Linked DNA regions of Homo sapiens: region 1 is linked to region 2. A link is a loop called in an ENCODE intact Hi-C map of the cell type or tissue named here. Cell type or tissue: GM12878. All regions are shown on one strand. Each heading gives the region's core, and the rest is flanking DNA. Links, peaks and the distances in the headings are about the cores only. Region 1 overlaps NRG3 (neuregulin 3). Region 2 overlaps NRG3 (neuregulin 3).

Region 1 (12,255 bases), core at 2,361-10,360, 55 kb after region 2:
AGAGTTAACTTTTTATTTGTATGTCCAGTGGTGTCAGTTGCCATGAATAAGCTATTATAAAAAATTAATAAATAATTTCCCATTAAAATACAAAAATATAAATGCCATCTTCCTTGAGAGTATTTCTGAAAGTTAAAAACTCTAATAATTGGATAACTTTTCTGTTATGTTAAAAGAGGACAGTTTTTCTTTCCCTTAAGAAGATTCCTACTTATCCTATTCAGTGTTTGAATAATTTCCAAATTTTGATTTCTGTCTCTGCTACTGGTCATAAACATATTGAGGTTTCAAAACATTCAGATTGGCCCTCCATTAATCAAACATGCCACTCATTTCTTAGCACAATCTACAGATTCACAAAGCCCGATGCTCCATATCCCTTGTCACATCCGGAGGCAGAGCATTGAAGTTCATGGAAGAAGGAAGAAAGCCATGCCTGAGTTGCACCTGCCAGCAAAACAGATGACAGGCAGCCAATTCTGAGCCATCTCAGCTGCACCGGAAAGTTCTTGTTCAAACAGGCTGTATCTAAAGACTTTCTAATTACCCTCTCATGTCATGGAACACCTGTGGTCCACTGTTTGAGATCCTCTGCTCCCTGATTTCTGTACACTTGCCTCTCCTGGTTTCCTTCCTGCAACCTCCTCTTCTGTCTATATGAAAAAGTTTAGTTTTTATTCCCAGCTGTTCACAAATATTATTTTTAGTGTAATGATAGGTAATCCTTATTTTAAATGTCACAACTCTAGTCTCTCTCCAATGTCCTAGGTACCACAGTCAGGAAGCTTCCTATTTGCATAAGAATGAAAACATGGTCTTGAGGCAGGATAAGTAAGGTTAGGACCCATACTTACTTGTCCTGTGTGTAAAGCTCAGTGGGCCACTTTTATAGCTGGCTCTTTCCCCTTGCACCCTCAGGCATCAACACCTAACTCTTTTGCAAGATAAGCGGTCCTACCGAATACCAACAGACTGTTAGATGGTTACAAGTTCCTGATACTCAGTATGGGCTTGGGGAAGAGAACAAAAGTCTGTTATTCCTGATGTAACTTCCCCAGCACCAAAAGCACAAGAAACTATTAGCTACAAATTTCTGCCTGCTGGGCACTGAGAGAGGGGCAGAGACTCCTCCAGTGTCCCACAGGCATAGCTAGACTCAAGGTTTAGCTTATAGTAATATTTTTCTCATTTTAATATCAAAAAACACCCCTTAGATGGAGATTTTATATGCTAATGATACATATGATATGTGTTAGAGCATGTAGATCCTGAGTGTATGTACTAACCACAGATCCACCTTTACATACTTGACCTCACCAGTATTTTATGAATATGTCTGTACAGTTTCCGTAAAGGAAATTCCCTTCAAGACCCTAGGGGCTATCTCTGTCTTTGAGCAGCCCACTCTGCCTCTCAGATTTTGAGAGCTAATCCCAAGTAAGAGTAGACAAACAAGTTTGTTGCACCTCACTTTGCAATACTTTCGCTTTGATATAAACTTCTTTGTCTACACTTACTTGGGATTCGCTCTCAAAACCTTTTGTGCAGAGAAGTCAACGACCTGAACAAGGCTACTGACAATAGTCTTGCCAAATTTTCTACAAACTCCATTCTTCTTTATTTTTATTTTATTTTATTTTACTTTAAGTTCTGGGATACATGTGCAGAACATGCAGGTTTGTTACATAGGTATACATGTACCATGGTGGTTTGCTGCACCTATCAACCTGTCATGTAGGTTTTAAGCCCCACATGCATTACGTATTTGTCCTAATGCTCTCCCTCCCTTTGCCCCTTACCCCCCAACAGGCCCCAGTGTGTGATGTTCGCCTCCCTGTGTTCATGTGTTCTCATTGTTCAACTCCCACTTATGAGTGAGAACATGTGGTGTTCAGTTTTCTCTTCCTGTGTTAGTTTGCTGAGAATGATGGCTTCCAGTTTCATCTATGTCCCTGCAAAGGATATGATCTCATTCTTTTTTATGACTGCATAGTATTCTATGGTGTATATGTGCCACATTTTCTTTATCCAGTCTATCATTGATGGATATTTGGGTTGGTTCCAAGTCTTTGCTATTGTAAATAGTGATGAAATGAACATACATTTGCATGTGTCTTTATAGCAGAATGATTTATAATCCTTTGGGTATATACCCAGTAATGGGATTGCTGGGTCAAATGGTATTTCTCGTTCTAGATCCTTGAGGAATCGCCACACTGCCTTCTACAATGGTTGAACTAATTACACTCCCAACAACAATGTAAAAGTGTTCCTATTTCTCCACGTCCTCTCCAGCATCTGTCGTTTCTTGACTTTTAATGATCGCCATCCTAACTGGCGTGAGATGGTATCTCATTGTGGTTTTGATTTGCATTTCTCTAATGACCAGTGATGATGAGCTTTTTTTCATATGTTTTTTGGTGGCATAAATGTCTTCTTTTGAGAAGTCTATTTATATCCTTTGCCCACTCTTTGATGGGGTTGTACAAACTTTATTCTTTGTATTGCACATTCTCTCCCTCCTAGGAGCAAGTTTATGGGTCCATGGCCTCTTCATCCAGTGCACATTTTCTGCTTTTCCATTATAGCACTTATTACAAAGAATGACCATAGCTTTTTCTCCATGGTCTCTCATTCATTTCTGAGCTACCTGAGAACAAGAATCCTTTCTTTACATGAAAGTGTGCCTGATATCTATCACCATGTGTATGATGACCACAGAGTAAGCAGTCAAGAAATGCCAGGGAAATAAATGAATGCATCTACTTTTTAGAAACATTGTCACCATCTTTCTTTATGTAATTAAATGTGAACGGTTCATAAGGCAAATTGATAAGGATAGAAAGTAGATTAGAAGTTACCAAGGGCTGGGAGGAGGGATGAATGAGGAATTATGGATTAGGGGGCACAGAGTTTCTGATTGGGGTGATGGAAGAATTTGGAAAAAAGGGGTGGTGGTTGTACAACGTTGTGAATGTATCAAGTTAACAAAAGTAATGGCAAAAACCACAATTACTTTTGCACCAACTTAATAATTAATGACACTGAGTCATGCACTTAAGCATGGTTTTAATGATAAATTTTATACTATGTATATATATATTTTTTTCCAAATAAATTTTTTAATGACCTATTTACAAACACAAAAGGCATTGAAATCTGGGTAACTAGATGCATGTTTTCTAAAAGGAAAAGCTTATTTGCTAAATAAAGAATTCATAAAAGGAAGCTCAGCAATTAGTCTTGGAAACAATTACAATGGTAGCAATAGTTTTTTCCCTTATTCTCACTTCAGACAAATATTATGGCAACAGAAAAAAATGTTAATTAATGCAATGAATTTTAAAAGTGAATGAGTGAATAACTGAATGATTAAAAAAAGAACCATTTAAATAGAGGAACATCTGAGGTTGAATACTTGGGTCCAGCCCAGTACAGTTCATTGCTCTGCTGATCAGGCAGATGTTAGCTGGTCAGGATGGTTTGCATTCTATATGCACGTAGAACAGACATGGACACACATATTTGTGTTTGGTAGGATGGGCTGTCAATTCGAATAGTCATGGGGCTTAACGGTCAGATCAACCAAATTGGTGCCCTGGAAGTGTCTCAGATTTTGTAACCTATGTAAGAGTTTTAATCTCACTGAAGCACAGTTTTCTCATCTAAAAAGTGAAAGAGAGAGAGAAAAAAGTCCAACATCATTGCTTTTTTTGTGGAGGTAAAGTACACCTGATTAGGGCCTGGCATGCAGAAATTCCTTGCTTATTCACTTTTATTTTTATTATAGAGGTTCAAATAAATTCATGTTGAACAAATAGTTATTCCACATAAAATATTATGCATTCTGAAAAGAATATTAGTGCCAGATGTTCATGGTATAACAATTTTTCTTTTTCTTTCTTAGCTAAATTTATACTTAGCATTCTTCATGATGTATGCAATATTAGTTCATCTAAAATCTAAGCTATAGCTCAGAGGCTTTGGGGGAAATACTCATCAGTGTTCAGAGTAACTCTACTGTTGGTGATCTGTAATGTATCTTTTCTAAGCAAACATAGGGGTTAAAATTGAGGCTGTGCCTTGCCTTGGAGGGTTAGTCTTATGAGCACTGATTTCCATGTATAGAGCTTTTTCTAACCTTTTTCTCTTTTTCTCTTCCCCTTCCTTCCATGCTGACTTTGGTGTAGCAGACCACTTGGGGATTGAATTCATGGGTAAGACTAAACAATTTGCTCATTTAATATCCTGGAAATGCTAAGCTTTATGATGTACATAGTGCTTTCCTTCTCCATCTGGTTATAATTGAAATGTCTCATTATCAGATGCTATTAGTAGGAAAAAATACTCTTGTCGAGTTTTCACTAAGTAATGGCTCAAAATGAAATAATTAACTACTTATTGGAAAGGCAATTTAATGTTAAATGCAGTGTCTGGAATCATACAGAAGTTGTATTTGGCTCCTGGCTTTGATTATTTCCTCTAATTCTCAATTTTCATATCTGTAAAATAGGGATAATAATAGGTTCTATTTTCCTGCACATGTAAATTGCTTAGCATAACGTCTGCAACATGGCAAACACTCAATAAAGGATAAAAAGCAATGGTTTTTAAATGTCAGTTTTTAAATTTTTACTTCTAAGTCCCCTTCCTTTTGTGAGATGATTCCTTTGGATACATTTTGGTATCAATTTTAGTTTGGAGTGTGGGCTATTAAACATTTTTATTCACAAAATTAAAATGTTTCCTTTAAAGTATTTGCAGTGAATGGTGTATGTTTCAAAGCATTAGAATGCCTTCCATGGGCATTGTTTTTATAGTCACAGATAACTGCATTCAAAATTAGACCTAATTCTCTGAGTCGATGGTTATACATTAAATGAAGAAAGAACATTTCATAAAGTTCAATATGCATCGTAGTACATGGATGGAAAGACACTCAGGATTTAGAGTTAGGGAAATTGAGAAGATCTAAATTTGAATCAAAATTCATCTGCTTCTTTGGATTCTATTAAATTCAGATTTTTTTCTCTTGTATAATGTGGATATGAATACTTGCTTTATACATGAATGTTTATTGTGAAATAATTATATACTTACTTGTATTAATTTATCCATTCACCCATTAATTCAGCAAACACTTATCAAAGTGTTGATTTGGGATAGCTTTGACATATTTGAGAGACGTTAAGTTGGTGGTTGTATTGTTGGAAGTGTTGAGAGTTAATTAGAAATTTGTGAAATGTCTTTATACCGGAATTGGTGTTCCCAGTTGTATGGTATTACTCATTATTGCTCCATTCTCTGGTTATTACATCATAGAAAAGGCAGACAGCTCAATTCCTGCAGGCTTGCGGTTTTGTTGGATAGATGTGATGAAAACTCAGAAAACCAATGAGATTTAGGATGTTATTCAAATGAAGCGCGATGGAATGTGAGATAGTTGTAGAAGGAAGTGAAAGAAGAATGACCGTTTCAATGAAATCAATTAGTAGTCATCATGAGAGCGCTTGAACAAGCTGGTGTGATGAAGAGATTATAGTCATATGGCAGATTGGTTGATTTTGATTTTGAAGATGGAGGAGTTATAGGAGATGACAATATTCAAAGCATTCCTATGAGTGTAAATAACCAAACTGAGGTTGAGGGGGAAATAATTTGAAACTAGAGGTCAAGGACTTGAGAGGACATAGTTTTGGATAAGTTGTCTAATGGATATTCCAGTTACTCATGATAATGCTAGGGTTGGGACAGAGAGAAAAAAAATGTTGGTTATATGCCAAAGTTTCCCATTAATATGATAAACTATACTGGAATTTAGTAGATGACAAGGAAGAGTATAGTTAAGGGTAATGCCAGCTGCATCAAAAAATAGAGCCCACGTTATTATAATGGCTCAAAGACGGTAGCAATTTATTTCCTGATACTACTTTTTCTTGTCCAAGGTAGATGTATTTCCTGTTTAAGGTAGCAAATGACTAGTTTTATTCAAGTAGTGAATTAGAGATCCAGGCTTCTTCCATCTTTTGGTTTCAATATTACGTAGGTTTCTTTGTTAACTGCATCTAGCCAGCAGATTGAGAAACAGAACAGAGCTGATGCATACCCAATGCTTAAAAGACTGATCTACAAGAACTCATATCACTTTTTGCTTAATGTTCTATTAGCTAGAGCTAAATTACATGACTTCATTTTGCTGTAAAAGAGGCTGGGAAATGGAACCCTGAGAGAACAGAGGAAATGCATTTTTAGAAATCTCTGCCACTGTGTGAATGGCATAAACTTTAAAGGAACAGGATTTTTCATAAGAGACAAGAGAAACTGTACGTTAGAAGCCAGGAGGACAGATCTCCAATGTTGAAAGTGAGAAAATAAAAACAGCTCTTGAGACAGGTAGAGGAAAATGAGACTTTTCAGGCAAGATTCAAGTTTCAGCTAAAATAGGAGAACAAAAATAAAGAGTCAAAGAAGAGATTGAGAATGCAGAAGGTGTGTTGCGGAATGTGGATGAGCAATTTCACTAAGCCAAGTGGAGGGTATAACTGGTGGAAGAGGAGTAGATAGCTGAGTCATGGGCCACAAATTACTGAAAATCATGGGCATATTTTTGCAGTAAGAATACATTGTTGAGAAGGGCACACAATTTGTACCCTCCTCATTCGCTAATGATGGCAGTGATTCGTAGCATGGAGGTGTGAGCATCAGTACTCATTTTGAATAAAATGTGCCCTGGGCCGCTTGTCCAAGAGCAATTTGCCCCACTAGTCTGTGGTGATTGCAGGCTCAGTGAGGCTTTATAAGTTGTTCAGCAGAATGCCCTCAAATGCAGGAAACACTGCATAGTTGGTGGTGGGACTAGGATAGGTCTAGATCCCCAGTGTAGCCATGGCTGTAGCAAACTAAAATTGCCATGCAAATTTTAATCCGTGTTGAAAGAAATGGACCAGTCTCCATCCTGTTGTGCTTCCTATTGTGTCTGAGGACTGCCAGTGGCACTGGTAATTTATAGAGTTATAATTTGCTATAGATGCAATCTATGTATTAAGAGCTCTGTTTTGGAATTCATTTAAAGAAATGTAGCTACTGACACAGGAAAAAATAGTAGATTGTCATGTAGTTCATCTACATGAACCACAAGACTAAGGTAATAGTGAGTTTTGCAAAAGATAGATTCTAATCATAGCTATAAGACCTCATGGGGAATGAATTCTCAGTGGGTGACTATTTGACTCCAACGGTAGAAATTTTCTTGGAGGGAAGGGGTTGGGGAACAACTCAGAGTTCAAGGGATTGGCTGGTATGCATATAGATAATGGCAGCTAAAAAAGGATTGTTTGCAGTAGTGAATAGCTTTATAAATTTAGTGAATATGCTGTTTTCACTGACCTCAATAATTCACCCCCACAGATTGTTCTAATTGAATATGTAAAATTCTGTTTGTTGCTTTGAGAACAATATTCTCAGATTTAACTTTTTTATTTTTATTTTTTGAGATGGAGTCTCACTGTATTGCCCAGGCTGGAGTGCAGTAGCACAATCTTGGCTCATTGCAACCTCCGCCTCCCAAGTTCAAGAGATTCTCCTGCCTCAGCCTCCCAAGTAGCTGAGATTACAGGCGCCTGCCACCACGCTCAACTAATTTTTGTATTTTTAGTAGAAACGGGTTTCACCATGTTGGCCAGGCTGTTCTCTAACTCCTGACCTCAAGTGATCTGCCCTCCTCAGCCTCCCAAAGTGCTGGGATTACAGACGTGAGCCACCACACCCGGCTAGATTTAATTTATGATTATAGAATCCATATGGGTAAAATTCCTTCCACTGAAAGTGCCATCATCCCAAGTAATATGACATCTCTAGGTATGAATTCAGCTGGGAAGGGGAAATGTAGGCATAGTCTATATGTAAGTTTAATAATGTCAGTTTATTGTTGTGCCAACAATTAATCAATGCTAGTTCTATTTGTGTGTGTGTGTGTCAATTTCTTTAATAGACTTGATTTTCACACAGTTTTAAGTTCATAGCAAAATTGAGTGCAAATTACAGAGATTTCTCACGTATCTTCTGTCTTCAAACATGCACAGCTACCTCCCTAATGAAGATCTCCTACAATAGAGGTACATTTGTTACAATTGACAAACCTAAACCTACATTGACTCATCATTATCATTCAAAGTCCAAAGTTTACATTATGGTTCATTCTTGATGCTATACTTTCTATAGATTCAGACAAACATATTATGATATGTATCCATTATTATATTATCCTACAGAGTAGGTTTACTGCCCTAAAAATCATTTGTGTTCTTTCTAGTCATCCTTGCCTTTCCCCAACCACTGGTCTTTTTTATTTATTTTATTTTATTTTATTTTATTTTATTTTATTTTATTTTATTTTATTTTATTTTGAGACAGAGTTTCGCTCTGTCACCCAGGCTGGAGTGCAGTGGTGCCATCTCGGCTCACTGCAAGCTCCGCCTCAGGGGTTCACGCCATTCTCCTGCCTCAGCCTCCCGAGTAGCTGGGACTACAGGCACCCATCACCATGCCCGGCTAATTTTTCGTATTTTTAGTAGAGACGGGGTTTTCACCGTGTTAGCCCGGATGGTCTCGATCTCCTGACCTTGTGATCTGCCCGCCTCGGCCTCCCAAAGTGCTAGGATTACAGGCGTGAGCCACCACACCTGGCCCCACTGGTCTTTTTACTATTGTCATAGTTTTAACTTTTCTAGACTGTCATATATTTGAAATAATACCTTTTGTACTGGCTTATTTCACTTAGTAATTTTCTCATGTGTTTTCATTGCTTAATAGCTAATTTTTTGTATTTTTAGTAGAGACGGGGTTTCACCGTGTTAGCCAGGATGGTCTCGATCTCCTGACCTCGTGATCTGCCCGCCTCAGCCTCCCAAAGTGCTAGGATTACAGGCGTGAGCCACCACGCCTGGCCCCACTAGTCTTTTTACTATTGTCATAGTTTTAACTTTTCTAGACTGTCATATATTTGGAATAATACCTTTTGTACTGGCTTATTTCACTTAGTAATTTTCTCATGTGTTTTCATTGCTTAATAGCCCATTTCTTTCTAGAGCTGGATAACATTACATTGTCACCTTTTGAAGGACATCTTAGTTGTTTCCAACTTTTGACAATTATGGATATAATTGTTGTAAGCATCTTTGTGCAGGCTTTTGTATAGAAATAAATTTTCAACTTTTTGGTGTAAGTACCAAAAAGCATGACTGCTGGGTCATATGGGAAGGATATGTTTAGTTTTTTTAGAAACTGCCGAACTGAATTCCAAGGTGGCTGTGCCATTTTGCATTCCCACCAGCAATGAATGAGAGTTCCTGTTGCTCCACATGGTCTCCATCATTTGGTGTTGACAGGGTTCTGGATTTGGGTCATTTCAATAGGTATGTAATGGTAACTCACTGTTTCAATTTGGACTTCACTAATGACACTTAATGTGGAGTATTTTTTCATATGCTTATTTGCCATCTGCATATTTTCTTTAGTAAGGTGTCTGCCAAGGTCTTTGGCCCATTTTTTAATCAGTTTGTTTTCTTATTGTTAAGAATTCTTTGTATTTTTGAAAAATGATCCTTTATTAGATATATCTTTTGCAAATATTTTCTGTCATTCTGCGGCTTTTCCCTTTATTCTCTTGACAGTATGCTTTGCAAAGCAGAAATTTTCAATTTTAATAAAGTCCAGATTATAAAATCTTCCTTTTATGTATTGTGCCTTTAACACTGTATCCAAAAAGGGATTGCCAAATCTAGTTTATCTAAATACTCTCATATGTGATCTGCTAGGAGTGTTATAGTTTTGCATTTTGCATTTAGGTCTGTGGTTTATTTTGAGTTAATTTTTGTGAAGAGTGTAAGGTCTGTGTCTAGGTGCATGTTTTATTGAATGTGGATGTCAAGTTGTTCCAGCACCATTTGTTGAAAAGTTTATCTTTTCTCCATTGTATTGTCTTTTCTCCTTTGTCAAAGATCAGCTGACTATATTAATGTGTATCTATTCTGAGTTCTTTGTTCTGTTCCATTAAACTATTTGTCTTTTTTTTTTTTGCCAATACTATACTATTTTGATTACTATAGCTTTATAATAAGTATTGAAGTAAAGTGGGGTCCGTCTTTCAACTTTGTCTTTTAATGTTGTGTTGACTTTTCTGGATCTACTGCCTCTCCCTATAAATGTTAGAATCAGTTTATGAAGATACACAATGTAACTTCCTGGAATTTTTATTGGAATTGCATTAAATCTATAAATGAAGTTGAAAAGAGCTGACATCTTGACAATATTGAGTATTCCTATTCACGAACATGGAATATCTCTTCACTTACTTGGGTTTTATTTTTTAAGTCTTTCATTAGTGTTTTATCATTTTATTTGTATACATCTTTTATTTTGCTAGACTTATACCTAGATATTTCATTTTGGGGGATGCTAATGTAAATGCTATTGTGTTTTTAATTTCATATCATATTTGTTTATTACTGGCATCTAGGAAAATTATTGACTTTACATGTTAACCTAGTATCCTGTTACATTGATATAATCATTTATTTGTTATAGGAATATTTTTAATTTTTAATTTTTGTTAACCTAAGCAATCAGGTCATCTGCAAAGACAGTTTTACCTCTTCCCTTTCCAATCTGTGTACATTTTGTTTCCTTTTCTTATCTTATTTAATTCGCTACAACTTCCAGTATGATGTTGAAAAAGAACAATGAAAGGGGGCAACTTTGCCTCGTTCATAATCTTAATGAGAAAGCTACAAGTTTCTTATCATTAAAAATTATATTAGGTATAGATATTTTGTAGATATTCTTCATCAAGTTGAGAAAGTCCACCTCTATTTCTAGTTAACTGAGAGTTTTTACCATAAATGGGTGTTGGATTTTGTCAAATGCTTTCTTTAAATCTATTGATATGATCGTGTGATTTTTTTAGTCTCTTGATGTGATGGATTACATTAATTATTAATATTGAACCAACTTTGCATACCTGAGATAAATGGATAAATGTCACTTGGTTGTGTTTTCCATTGTTCTATTTTAATTAGTTACATAATACATTTTTTCTCTTACTTTTATTATTCTTGCTTTGAGCAATATGACTTTCATTTATTCTTGAAGAACACAGGGTCACAAGGAGGTAATGATCTGAAGCACACGTCTTCTTCCCAAATCTTTATACTCTCAATGACCAGCTCTATTAGTGAGCTTACTGATCAGTCTCAAAACCAGAATACTTCATACAGTTTAACAAATTCCTGTTTTATAGCAGGAAACTCCAAGTCATATGCTGCAAGAGTTCTATATTTAATTGACATACATTTGTCACATTTACTATATGCCAGATGTATAAGATGTTGGATATGCAGATATATAATACATATCTCTGGATGTCCAAAACCTCTAAAACTAAAAAGAGAAAGCTACACATAAGTGAGGTGACATAATAAGTGCTCTAAAAAAAGTTTAGGCAAGATACGATATGAAAAAAAAAAAGAAAGCAATTGAATGGGCTTGGAAAGTTCAGGAACAGCTTTCCAGGAAAGGGGACACTTAAGCTGAGTATCAGCCAAAGTGGATAAGCTATACTTAGTAATGCCATAGTGCAAATCTATACCGGCCCCATATTGCTCCCACATTAAAGCAAGACTTGCTATTTCAGTCTTTCTTCCTGTATCTATCAGCTTCCGAGAGTCACCACTTTAGGACCGGAAAGAGGATAACAACTTCAGTAAAAACAAGTAACCAAAAAGGTTTTTGAGTAGATTTATTAATTTTAAGGAGTGATTATCCCATTGAGGAAGCCATGCCAAACCTAATGTCTGTAAAACTGTCAACATTCAACATGATTTTTCATTTATATTCCCGAATTTTTCTTAATGATGCTCCTGGGATTGGTACCATGGAAATTTCAACAGCAAATACTGATCTGCAATACGGTGTCAGTTAAAAAATAAAGTTAACTGACATAATTAGAGCAGAAATTTGGAAATGCACACAGAAGCAGAATTGTGTTTGTGAAGTTTTTGAAACAAAGAGAGTTGATAGAAAATCAGTAACCAAAAATATATATCTTAAATTCATGTCTTAACCTCATTCATTCATTCATGCATGAGGGAAAATATAGATTTTTACAGTCAGATGTTTGAAATTTCCTTAACAGTTTGAATAGATCAAGAGATATAATTGACAGACTTCTTCATAAGCCTAAATATTCATGAGTGATGT
Region 2 (12,255 bases), core at 2,874-10,873:
TTTGCAAAATCCTTCCAGACCCTGTTTAAATCTTTCCTCCTCCGTTTAGAAACTGGCTTGAAGGGGAGAGGTGTCATTGCCAGATCTTGAGGCCCTGGGAGGAAATCTGCTGGAAGGTGGGGAGGTGTATGGAGGATGGAAGCAGACACATGAGTTAAGAGGCTGATGTATTAGAGCATGAAAGAGGTGACGTGGTCTTGAATCTGGGATGATCTCCAAGGAGATGTTCCTGATGAGCTTATGACTTGGGCAAATTGGCTAAGCAACCTGAGCCTCTGGGCCTTTGTAAAATTGCAGAGATGGTCCTATAGTCTCTAAATTATCTTTCAGATTAAATATTCTGAATTTGGTGGGCTGTAAGCAAATGTGCACAGGCCTGTTCCAAAGACTTCTTAGTTTGGATCAGTACATTTTAGTATGTCACTTCTATTGCTAAAAATCTTTATTTTCAAATTTTTCTGTCAAAGGTTTTTCTGAAACATCAACTGAGAATGAGGGGAAAATGTTGCTTTAGGAGATTTTATCTAATCTTATTAATAGCAAATTGTATAGAGATTTCTTATGAACATTTAAGAAATAGAATTCATTCATCCTAATCTACTGCTAGAGAAGCATTTGTTTATAGAGAGACTGGGTCCTTTCATATCAGAAAGCAAGTGACACCTCAGGGAAACATCAGCTATGGCTTTAAGCAGATGTGAGTGTCAACAAGGTTTGAGTTCCTCATGTGCCTTATTGACACTTCCTGTTATAAATATGACTTATAGGTCTTTTCAACAATGACAATGACAATTGAGGCCTGAAATTATGCCCGATTGTCTGAATACTTAGATAAGACGGCATTATTTTCTATATATTTTATTTGTGATCAAGTTCTGTGATTGCCTTTCTACTTAGTTTTTGCTGTTTTTATAAAAATATATACTAAAGACAAAAATCCTGACCTCATTCACACATCACGTATTAGTAGAGCATGTATGAGGTATTGGGTAATGAGCTAGGCTTCTACTCACGGACCTACAATTAATGTGAGAAGTGAAGCTAAAGACCCAACCTGATGATTAGTTGAGACTTTTCAAGTATTTCTCTCTAGAAAAGGCATTGATTTGAGGATGTTGTTTCACATTTCTGAGATGCATCTAGGAGTTGTCATGTACCATTAGTATATAAATCCGGAGTGGCTAATCAGGAGGGAAAAAGAGAATAATTTAGGAGTGACAACCAGATACGTAGAGAAGATGATGTAGATGACAGTCTGATGGGGGTACTGGAATTAGTGCATAGTACTTAGGTAAGTCTCATGTGTTCCTCTGCAGTTTGGATCATAAGGTTGTCTGATAGAGCCTGTTGTAGACATCAGATAGGCACCATCTGCATGTAACCCTTCCTATTTCTATTTGTCCTACCTGCAAATCATTTTATTTTTGAAGCACATCTACTCATTGTCTACATAGACTTTAAAGACTCACACTATATTTTATTTCAACTGTTTCCTGCTTTCATGTGATGGAATTACAGCTTTCCACACATTGTTTGCTGCCAAGACCCTAATTGGTTATTGGACATAAATGTCCTGGGAGAAAGTCACCATCCCAACATGAGTTTTAGCCTCTTGCTTTTCCAAATGTTTGCAATATCTTTCCAACAATTTCTTTCCCTCTAATCATGTTCTGCTTCTAAATGAGACATCTGTCAAAGTACATAAAAAGACAAATGTTATAAAAGTGAAATGATATCTAATTTTTGACTTATTTAGGGGGCATCTTGACTTACATGTTTTCATTACACTTGAAATATAATAATTACTGCATGTTCAATAACATCAATTTGAGCAAGTAAACTTGCAAGGACTCAATAAGGGGAACTGACAGTCATGAATACCTACTTTGTGTCTGGGGATTTGCTAACATTATTTCATTACCTTGCAACGGGGTGTGTGGAGTGTTGCTACTCATGTCCACCTATGTAAAGTTCAGAGGCCTCCATGAGTCCAGAATACATAATTACATGAATCAGAGTTAGGATGTGAACACACATCCATAGGACTACAATGTAATTTCCTTTCTTGTTGGAATTTAAAGTGTGATCCAAGGCCAGCAACATCAGCATCATCTGGGAGCTTGTTAGATACACAGAATCTCAAGTGCCACCCCAAAGCAAACTGCTTCAGAATCTTTGTTTTATTAATAATAAGCTCCCTTGATGAATCCTATGCACATTCAAGAGTGAGAAATACTGATTTATACATCATGCCTCCAAAGCAAGCTTCTTTTTCCCTTTTTCCCTGTTTCCTGTCTTCTCTTATATGGCTGCAAAGACAGTCATATGGCATACTTTTTAAATAAATTTATTTCATTTATTTTTTCACAAAACACATCTAATTTTCTTTGAAACAGTCCAGGGACTCACAGTACTATTCCTTGTTTACAAATCCTTTTTCTTTCTTTACCTAAATAGTCTCCTCTCACAGACAATTTCTTTCCTTCTTCATCTTTCTCAATAACTGCAAAAATTTTCTCCAATAAATTGACTCCCATTATCGTAAGGGGGTAGATGTATCTGGTGTTACCCTTTCTGTGTTGTGAATGAGGAACATTTATGGTTAATTCGTAGGTTCTTCACTTATTTTCATCTCATTTTTCATGTATCTTGAATAATTGCTCTCATAAATGCCCCTCAAACATAATTTCTACACACGTAGTAAAAAAAAAAAAGCACAGTAGTCAAGTCGCTATTTTGAATAAGCACCTTAGAGTTTCTCCTTTCATTTTGTTTATAGCTTATAAATACAGTTTCTACTTACACTGTGTATCACACAGTTAAATCTGAATGATACATTGAGATCATTTTACTAAATGTTCCAGAAAATAAATATTCAAATTCATTTAAATTCAATAAAGGAGTCGACTCATTTCATTTTACTATTACAAATTACTTATAATTTTTGGTGATCAGTGACATTATGTAATTAAACACACACATTTTTCTTTTAATTTTGAGATATTTTTATGATAATATAAATGTGTGAGATCTTTCATAGATGATTATATATGTGATTAACTTTTTTAGATAGCCTTAGAATGAAAAAAATCTCTCCAATTAAACTGTTATTTTTTAGAAATACTTCATTAGCTTTTTCTGCAATGACAAAACTTTTACCTATTTATGATTAATAGAATTACCCATGCTTCATGTTTTAAATCAAACCCGGAATTTAGACAACTAAAGTAATCTCAAAATTATGAATTTATTCCTTATACAGCTACTTATTTATTGTTTTTTCACCTGTCCTGGGATAAGATGATAAAACAATATATGGCTCCTGCCATAATATTATGATTAAACCCACATATAAACACTAAAATTACGTGAATTTTTACTAAAATTGCATGAATTACATGTATTGGGGTCAGTGCTACAGTGTTGTCTGTTCACAGTAGAGGTGCTATTTGGCTTGAGCCTTGAGGAATAATGGCAGATCAATGGGTTTAGTACTGAAGGCAAAGAAATGAGGAATGCTGGCATATGCTGTAGCAGTGACTGAGAGGAGGCGATGGTGGGATATGAAGTTGGACAAGAGGGTCAAGGCCAGTTCAAGACAACACATGCACCATGCAAAGAAGGGAACAGCCATGAGAAGCCATTAAAGAGCCCCATCCCATATTATCCAATATATATTTAGTACTCGCCATTTGCCAATGATTGTGCTAGTGACTGTGTATGCAATTCAGTTGTGTATGTAAAGGAGAAAAAAAATGATGAGTCTCAGGGCATATTAAACAAAGTAGAAGATATGGGATTTGAACCAAAGATCCACTGTTTTCAACACTCATTCTTCTTCTTTATAATCATAAAATATATCATTTATACAAAAAATATATATTATATTTATAAAATGTGAAAAAAACAACATTAGTATTCCCATGTACCCCATTTAAAAAATGTGAACATAATAACACCATTGAGACAAGTCCTGTGCTCCTCTGAGATGTAAATTATCTTCCTTAGCATTCCTAAGTTTGTAACTATGTCCCCATAATATATTATATCTTATCATACAGAAACGTATTTAAATAGTTTTAACACATAATGTATATTTTGGTGATTTTTAAGAAATTCAACCTTATGTTTGTGAGATTTGTCCCTGTTAACGTGGCTGTAGAGAATTTACTTTCAGGGTTCATTTGTGTTTCAACCTCATTTCTTGTTTCTAGATTTTTGCTTTACTATCAATGACACTAGAGAATTTTTATGTAAGAAATATTCATCTTTAATTCTGCAAGAGATAATCCTAAGTAGTTTTCCAGGTTTTTTTCAGTGATTTACACCCCCATTCTCACAATCTGCTTTCCATGACCTTGTCAATAAAACTTCATTATTTTTTTTAAATTTAAGATAATCTACTGGGTTGTAAAGGCATTTCAATAATCCAATTTCTACACAGGTTTTTTTTTTTCTTATAACTTGTTGATTTTTATATTTCTGCTCTTGTGAAAGCCAACTCCTGATTTGAAAGTTGCTTTTTCTTATTGATATATATAGGATAGGTATTTTTTACATATTCTGGATACTAATTCCTTTGGCAATTATGTGTCTTGTAAATTACCTCCCAGTTTATGGCTTGCCCTATGATTTTGACAGGCAGAGGTTCTTAATTGTAGTACAGTTAAAGATATCAGCCCATCCTAATTCTTTGTGTGCTTCATGTCTTGTTTAAAAGTAGCCCTACCCTAAGGTTATGGATATGTATTGGTCTATTTCCTTTGAAAAGTTTTAAAGATCTGGTTTTTATACTTAAGTATAAAATCCATTTGGGATTGACAGTTGTGAATGATTTAGCAGTGGATCTCCAATGCTGTTTTTTTCTATGTGAATGTTTTTGAAGAGTTTTAGGCTGAGATGTTGCACTAGGTTCATTTTTGCTTAAAATGGACTGGATTAGTATGTGACTAAAGACAAACAGATCAGTAAAGAAGTGACTGAAGGCCAGGCACTGTGGCTCACGCCTGTAATCCCAGCACTTTGGGAGGCCGAGGCAGGTGGATCACCTGATGTCAGGAGTTTGAGACCAGCCTGGCCAACGTGGTGAAACCCCGTCTCTACTAAAAATACAAAAATTAGCCAGGCGTGCTGGTGGGTGCCTGTAATCCCAGCAACTCGGGAGGCGGAGGCAGGAGAATCACTTGAACCCGGGAGACGGAAGTTGTGGTGAGCCAAGATCGCACCACTGCACTCCAGCCTAAAAAAAAAAAAAAAAAAAAGAAGAAGCGACTGCAATAGTCCAAGCCAGTGATGCTGAGGGTGTGAACTAGGTCGCTGGTAATAGGAAGAATAGGGAGACATACAAGATATTAATACTTAAAAGCCACTAAAAACAGGATTTGTTATCTAATTTTAATGGGTATGTCATACATTTTTCTCTTTAAATTCTTATGAATTTTCAGAATAAAATATACTACTGCCCTACTATGGAGAGGTGTCCTTGTGTGTCCTTTACTTGCAGTGTTCTTCCTTTAGTCATTTGCAGGGCCCCTTCCTTCACTTCCTTCAAATCTCCACTGAAATTCACTTTTTCACTGGGGGCTCCTTTGAGCCTCCTTTGCAAAATAGCCATATCTGTCTCCCAAGCATATATACATACAAACGCCTGGCAATGAATGCCTGCCTAGCTCTTTACCATGATATGTATTGCTTCATATGACTTATAACCATCTTCACATGATTTGTTTTGTAATGTTTATATTTTCACTAGATAACAAACTCTATGAAGGAAGAAGCTTCACCTGTTTGTTCACTGCCATATCACCAGAGCCTACTTCTGTATCCATTAAATATTCGTTGAATAAACAAAAGGGCAGAAAGAACTTGTATGTCAATGATGTGCGTTCCCTTTTTAGAAAGGGAGGCTTGTGGCGACCTTCTAAAGTTTTTGGAATTTTAACCAGCTTTTGTTTCTCCTGCAATGGTGAAATTCTGGGGAGATATCAGTGACCCATTTGGCTTAGAGCTACCTTCCTATTAGATTCTATTGTAACACTTGTGGAACAGGTGAAAAGTAAAGGTGACAGGCAGTAGGAACCATTGGGAATACACCAATTTGGGCTGCACATGCCGAGGTTAGTCCATTCATCATCTTTATTCCACATTGACAGTAAAAGCAATGATCTCTAAATTAATTAGATCCTTAGAGATAAAGCAAAATAAAACTGTGAACATTAATAGGCCCGTATTTCAACACCTGCCTGGACTGAGGCAAGCTCTTCCTGTTCAATTGCTTTCCTTCCCTGCCATGGAGCTGCATTCACCAGCAGTCCTCCAGGGGGCAGGCTTTGAAATTTTCAGAGTTGGATTGCCCAGTCTGTCTTAATCCATACTTCAGGGAAGAAACCATGATAGTTGACTGAATAAACATGTAAAACACCTTGTAGACTGGATCCTACAATCTTTGGTCACACCAGAGCTTGGCAAGCATGTTGTCTTCAAGCCACACTTTAGAGACAGAAACTTAAAGAGATGTCAGCTGGCTTCAGTGTTGGTATGAAGCCTGATAGCTCAGCTGAGTTAAATGACTCCCAACAACCAAATACATGGCTCTTCTAGACCAGGGTTTCTCAAATGTTAATATGTATATAATTATGTGGAGATCTTGTTGAAATGTAGGTTCCAGTTCGCTATGTCTGTGTGGGAATCTAAGATCCTCTATTTCTCCCAGTCTCCTCTCAGTTGATGCTGATATTCCTAGTCCCTGAATCATCCTTTGAGAAGCAAGGCACCTAGATTTCTGGTCAAAATGCTGAAAATTAACAACCCAAATTTAAAGATATGTGGTTTGTTTTGCTTTTTTGTTTTGTTTTTCTTTGAGGCAAATTACTAGAACCAACCAACCAATGAAGGTTCTTCGGCTCAAGAACAAAAAGTCTACTTTGAAATTTACATTTTGACATGAAGCAAAATAAAATGTTAAGCCTAGTTATTTTTCATTTAATCCTAGGTGAGATAAAAAATAATACTGCTTCTATTAAACTGACATAATTATAGTAAAATGTGGGTGAAATAAAAATAAGATCTTTATTGTATATGGAAAATGTAGAATCAACACTGCTAAAAACCACATCAATAAAACAAAAAATGAATTTAAAAAGCACACTCAGGATGCAAAAGCAACCTCTCAGGAGATAAAAATTAGCATAAGAGTTATGAATGAAACAAAACTCAGGACCATAGAAATATTGAGAAACCTGGCTTATCACACTCAAATAAAATTACTCAGTAGAAACTAACATGTAGACATTTTCTGATAAGTTTTGAAACTGCAAAGCAAAAGTTAGATGTTTTATTCTACATAGTACAAAAAATATGTTTATTTCAAAGAAGATAACCAGACAAAATTTGAATTTCTCCTCTGCAATAGTCAAAACCAGAAAGCAAAAAGAAACATCTATAAAAGTGTTAGAAAAATCAAATGTGAACCAAGATTTTACATCTTGACATGTTGTCCTTAAATGTAATAGCAACAGAAAGACATTTTCAGTCATGCAATAACTCAAGAAATTTATCAGCAGGTATCAATCTTTGAAACCTGTGCTCATATCACTCATGGCAGACCACAGCATGTCCTAGATCTGAAATGTATGAGTGTTTTGATGAGTTAATCAAGTTAAAGTAAAAAAAACACAAAGTACATTATTCATCATTATTCATACCCTCTGTTTCTCTTTTTTTTTTTTTTTTTTTTGAGACAGGGTCTTGCTCTGTTGCCCAGGCTGGAGTATAGTGGCAAAATCTTAGCTCACTGCAACCTCTTCCTCCCAGGCTCAAGTGATTCTCCTGCCTCAGCCTCCTGAGTAGCTGGGATTACAGGCATCCACCACCACACCTGGCTAATTTTTGTATTTTTAATAGAAATGAGGTTTCACCATGTTGGCCAAGCTGGTCTCAAACTCCTGACCTCAAGTGATCCACCCGCCTCAGCCTCCCAAAGTGGTGGGATTACAGATGTGAGCCACCGTGCCCAGCCTGTACCTTTTTAAATAAGTCTTAGTATATTGCATTATAACATTGTAGTTGCTTCCATATGAGACTTCCTCGAGAGCATGGTAATCTTGAGAACAAAGATCTTTATTTACACTTTTACACCTTTATTTGTATTATCAACAATATGCTCAGAAAATGCTTATTAATTAAACGGGCTGTCTTTTGTAACACAGTCTCATTTATATTCATTCTCTTAACTCCTAGATCTGATCACGTTTCAGAATTTTGTGGTGGAGACCATAAAAATCATTGACAAATCAAATTTAGAGATTGTATATTGAAGCGATCTTTCCAAACCCAATTTTAATTTTTAAAGTAACTGAGGGCCCAAAGCTGTGTCTGAAGCATGACTTGGAACGTGTGTACACACAGGTCTTGAGAGGACTATGGGAAACAGCAGCTGGCCTGGCGCGTGACTCCTCAGTCCCAGATTCATAGAGCATCAGGGCTGCTACTTAGAAGTTACTCGTACTCTGTGCAGGTGGCACGGTTCACTCCCAGGAATGCTCTTCTTTTCATTGCTAATCATTGTTCACCATTATCTTTGCAGGCTTTATCAGGATCTCCTTTGATGTAATTTGTAGTATAATTGAATTGCAGCAGATGAAAGCATTTCCTCCCAAGCTCTATGACTCATAACCAAGTGGTTTTCAATTATGTCAGCATGTAGCTTTCCAAACAGGTCTTTTCATTGACCACTATTTGTATACACTATTGAGTTAACTTTGGCAAACATACCAATTCATAGACTACTGTGGATTCTAATTAAACTGAGATGGAGAAAGATAAAATGATCATTAATTTACATTAAAGAGTAGAACAGGGTGTTTAGAGATTTGCCTAGGATTAATTTTATAAATAATATTAATCACTATCATTACTAGTAAATGCTAATGCACATTCTAAAACCCAGAGGCCGCATGGGGCTTCTCCCCGAAGACTACCACTGATGAGGAAGCCTGTGGAGCCAGGTTTATGATATGGGAAATTTCTTGATCCTAGTGTTAAATAATTTAGTATTCTCTCATCCTCCCATGATGCCTCTATAGTAGAAAGGCCGACAGCTACTTCTGACCCATGAGAAAACATTTCATCCTGTAAAGCCTAAGAGAGAATTATTTTTTGAGTTTTAGGACCAAGAAGTCAGAATTTTACTCTTTTATTTTCATTTTATAATAACCAACAATTTCACATGTATTTTCTGTATAATTTAAAAAGCACTTTTATAAATATCATCTTACTTCATTCTCAGCACTAAGCCTGTATGAGTCATAGTGAACACTTGCACACTATCATGTTTGGTAGTCTGCTAAGCACTTTATGTGAGAGGCCTCCTTTAATCCTCACAACTCTGTGTTGTGCCACCTGAGACTGTATCCATTTTACAGAGAAGGAAAGTGCAGTACAGAAAGTTTGCATAGACTTCTAGAGATCACAGAGCTACTCAGTACTGGAGCAAAAGTCCAAACCCACCATGCTGATCTGCTTCTAGAAAAATGTTCTCATGATTGTTGCTCTGAGAGTGTGCATTGCGGTCATCGCCGTCCTCCTGGTTTAAAGAAGTATCTTCCAAAACCCATGTTAGTAAGAGGTTGGCTTTGGTCATACCATCCTAGGAAATAATTTTTTAAAATTTGCTATGGCATCCTGATGAAAGTTTGTTGTGCCTTCTCCAGAGTTTCCATAAAATGTCCAGGTACTTTTTGCTTTCATTTTCTGTTCCAGTTAAACTCAGGACCTCCCTTGCATCTCACCTGGAACAACTGCTCTTTACTCTTTGGCCCAAATGTGAGACCTGGCCCCATTTCATTGATTTCCCCACCATTTGTCAAAGAAATAGCAAAGCTTTGGGGAAATGTATGAGGTGTTCACTTAAAAGCTTACAACAAACATCATGAGAGGTTTGACACTTTTGTTTCTTTAAATTTTTTGTGTCTACTACCTAAATTTCCTCAAAAATTTTCTCTTCCTGATCTTTCTCTTGAGCTCTCTGCTTTCCCCCATGTGGCTAGAACCCTTCTTTTTCCTCTCCTGATGTCATGAACTTATAAATTCCCTTTGGTCTGGAAATCTCAATATTCTCATTGTAACATGTGTATATGTCATGGGATCCTCCAGGTGTCACTTCACCTGGAGGTTCACAGAGGTTTCAGCTGGAAACCTCTGTGTCCGGTTGTGCCTTCTGCCTAAGTATTGCTCACACCTGCTGGGCTTATTCCGCCCACTTCACCTGGCAGGCTGCACTCGGCTCATGCTACTGGCCTGGATCCCACACCTGCTAAGGGTGAGCCAGGGGTGCAGCAGTGAGGGGTGTGTGGGCAAGCAAGCACGGAGACCAGCCACTGTGCACTGGCTAGGCATGCTGGCTGCTATGGCAGGGCAGGCAGCTCCAGGCGCTAGCACACGTTTTGGCTCTGTGTGAAGCTGTGGCTGGACCACATGTGGTACATGTGGCATGGCTGAATGGTATAATTGGGCATCTGCATCTGGACGAGAGGAACATGGTGTTGCCCAGAAGCTTGGAGACACCAGGAACCACAGAGCCCCAAAAAGGGTGTCACAGCCCTGGCTTAGGGATCCCCTATGTCTGGGCTCCCTGAACGGCCACAGCTCTTCTCTCCTTCTTGTCACCCACAATGTGGCAAGTGGGAGGTGAGGTGTTTCAGCCATGTTTTTTGTTACAGCTCTTCTAGTCCTGCCATTTGGCGTATCCCGAGTTCTTGTCCCACATCCAGGACGAATGAGGTATGCAGACAACTGGAGGGTGATCAAGGCAAAGAGGAGCTTCATTGAGCAACAGAACAGCTCTCAGGAGACCCGAAGTGGGTAGCTCCTTTCCGCAGGCAGGTCATCCCGATGAGTGTCCAGCTCTCAGCAGAGAGGAGACCCAAAGTGGGTAGCTACTTTTCACAGACAGGTTGTCCTGATGTCTTTCTGTGAGTCCAGCTGAGTCCAGGGTTTTCCTGGGCTTCAGAAGGGAGGAAATGCATGCTGATTGGTCCATGGGCAGCCATGGGTGGGCCCAGAAAAAGCACCATAAGTTCTCACTCCTGGCCGTGGACTCCACCTGGAATTCCACCTGAAGGTGGGTCTTTACCCCTTCCCACAGAGGAGCCTGTCTGCCTCCTACTTCCTTAATCATGTTGTCCATAGTGCCCAGTCTGTTCAAGTGGAGGGGGCCTGCAGGCCCACACTGAGCCACCCTCAGCAGCCCCAACTCAGAAGGAGGTGGGGCTCCCAGCTGTTCCAGGCTCCCACAGGCTCAGCAGAGCACGCAGCCCCAGCCATGCTTCTCCTGCTGCAACTGGCATCCCCGCACCCAGCTCTGGACATTAGATACACGTAATATCTTTGTTGCAGTCCTCATTTTCCCAGACCATGCCTGAGAGTGTTCCACTTTGTATGGAGGAATATGTGGGTATTTTCATAAATGAGGACCCCTCTACTAGAAAGTAACAAAGTATTTTCCTGAACAAAATTGTACTTATCTATGAAGTAGAAGAAATTGTATCAGTTTTGGTTTTAAATTCTAAATGATCTTGCCTTTTCCACGCTGCTGAAAAGATTTCCCCAGTTTCCAGTCTTGCATTGTGCATTTGTCTCTTCCCCTTTAATTCAGCAATTCTACTGATGGCTTTCCAAGTAACAGCCCCTTCTGTATCATTGTGGCCTTTGGAACATTTTGGTTCCTGGACTGCCTTTCTTCCAGGACCTCAATGAATCTCTCAAGCTACAGATTTCAATAGCAAAATTACCATTTAATAGCTGAGAAAACTGAAGCCCACCAATATTAAATAAGTTACCGAAAGCCAAATGGTGCCTGAGCTAGGACTACAAACCTGATATGGTAGATTTTTTCTATATTTTAAGCCTGAACAATGCAAATTGCGATTTCATATAAATCTCACAGTTCTCAGAGTTCTGTGGCCTGTTTCCAGGCACTTGTGCTTGTTGGTTCTTTTTCTTTTTTTGCATAAACTTGCTTTGTTTGCTTCTCTTACCTCTACTCCTGGTTATTTTGTCCAAATTGGTCCAAGTTTGATTCAGGTAAGCCTGGACTCTTATCTCCATGAAGAATGAAGGTGTATGCCCCAAAACACCGAATAAAGATGGACTAAATGGATGAAAAGAGCTACTCTTGGTAAGGAAGTTTGCCAGGATATTACACTAGAAGTTCAATTCAGCAGCCATTAAAAGGTCTGTTTCCCTGGGGAGTTCTCT

Evidence for each region. Peaks named below come from ENCODE experiments on the same cell type or tissue, not always from the same donor. Only the 100,000 strongest peaks of a DNase experiment are listed, where the experiment ranks them.
Region 1: it touches region 2 in a loop (2.0-fold over the local background); 1 of 110 quality-filtered maps calls a loop at or near these places.

The regions. Positions count from the first base shown.
Region 1 is chr10:82,861,221-82,873,475 of GRCh38, forward strand. NRG3 (neuregulin 3) reads left to right here. Exons shown (of 9, transcript NM_001010848.4): 4 at 4,191-4,217. Among named protein-coding and RNA genes, the nearest start is that of NRG3-AS1, 630 kb to the left of the region's middle. In GM12878, for the core only: no CTCF peak of the experiment used is centred there; a DNase peak (open chromatin) is centred at 6,061.
Region 2 is chr10:82,805,497-82,817,751 of GRCh38, forward strand. The region is part of intron 3 of NRG3 (neuregulin 3); the gene reads left to right. Among named protein-coding and RNA genes, the nearest start is that of NRG3-AS1, 580 kb to the left of the region's middle. RefSeq lists a silencer at 4,916-5,104. In GM12878, for the core only: a CTCF peak has its summit at 6,319 (motif pointing right); no DNase peak of the experiment used is centred there.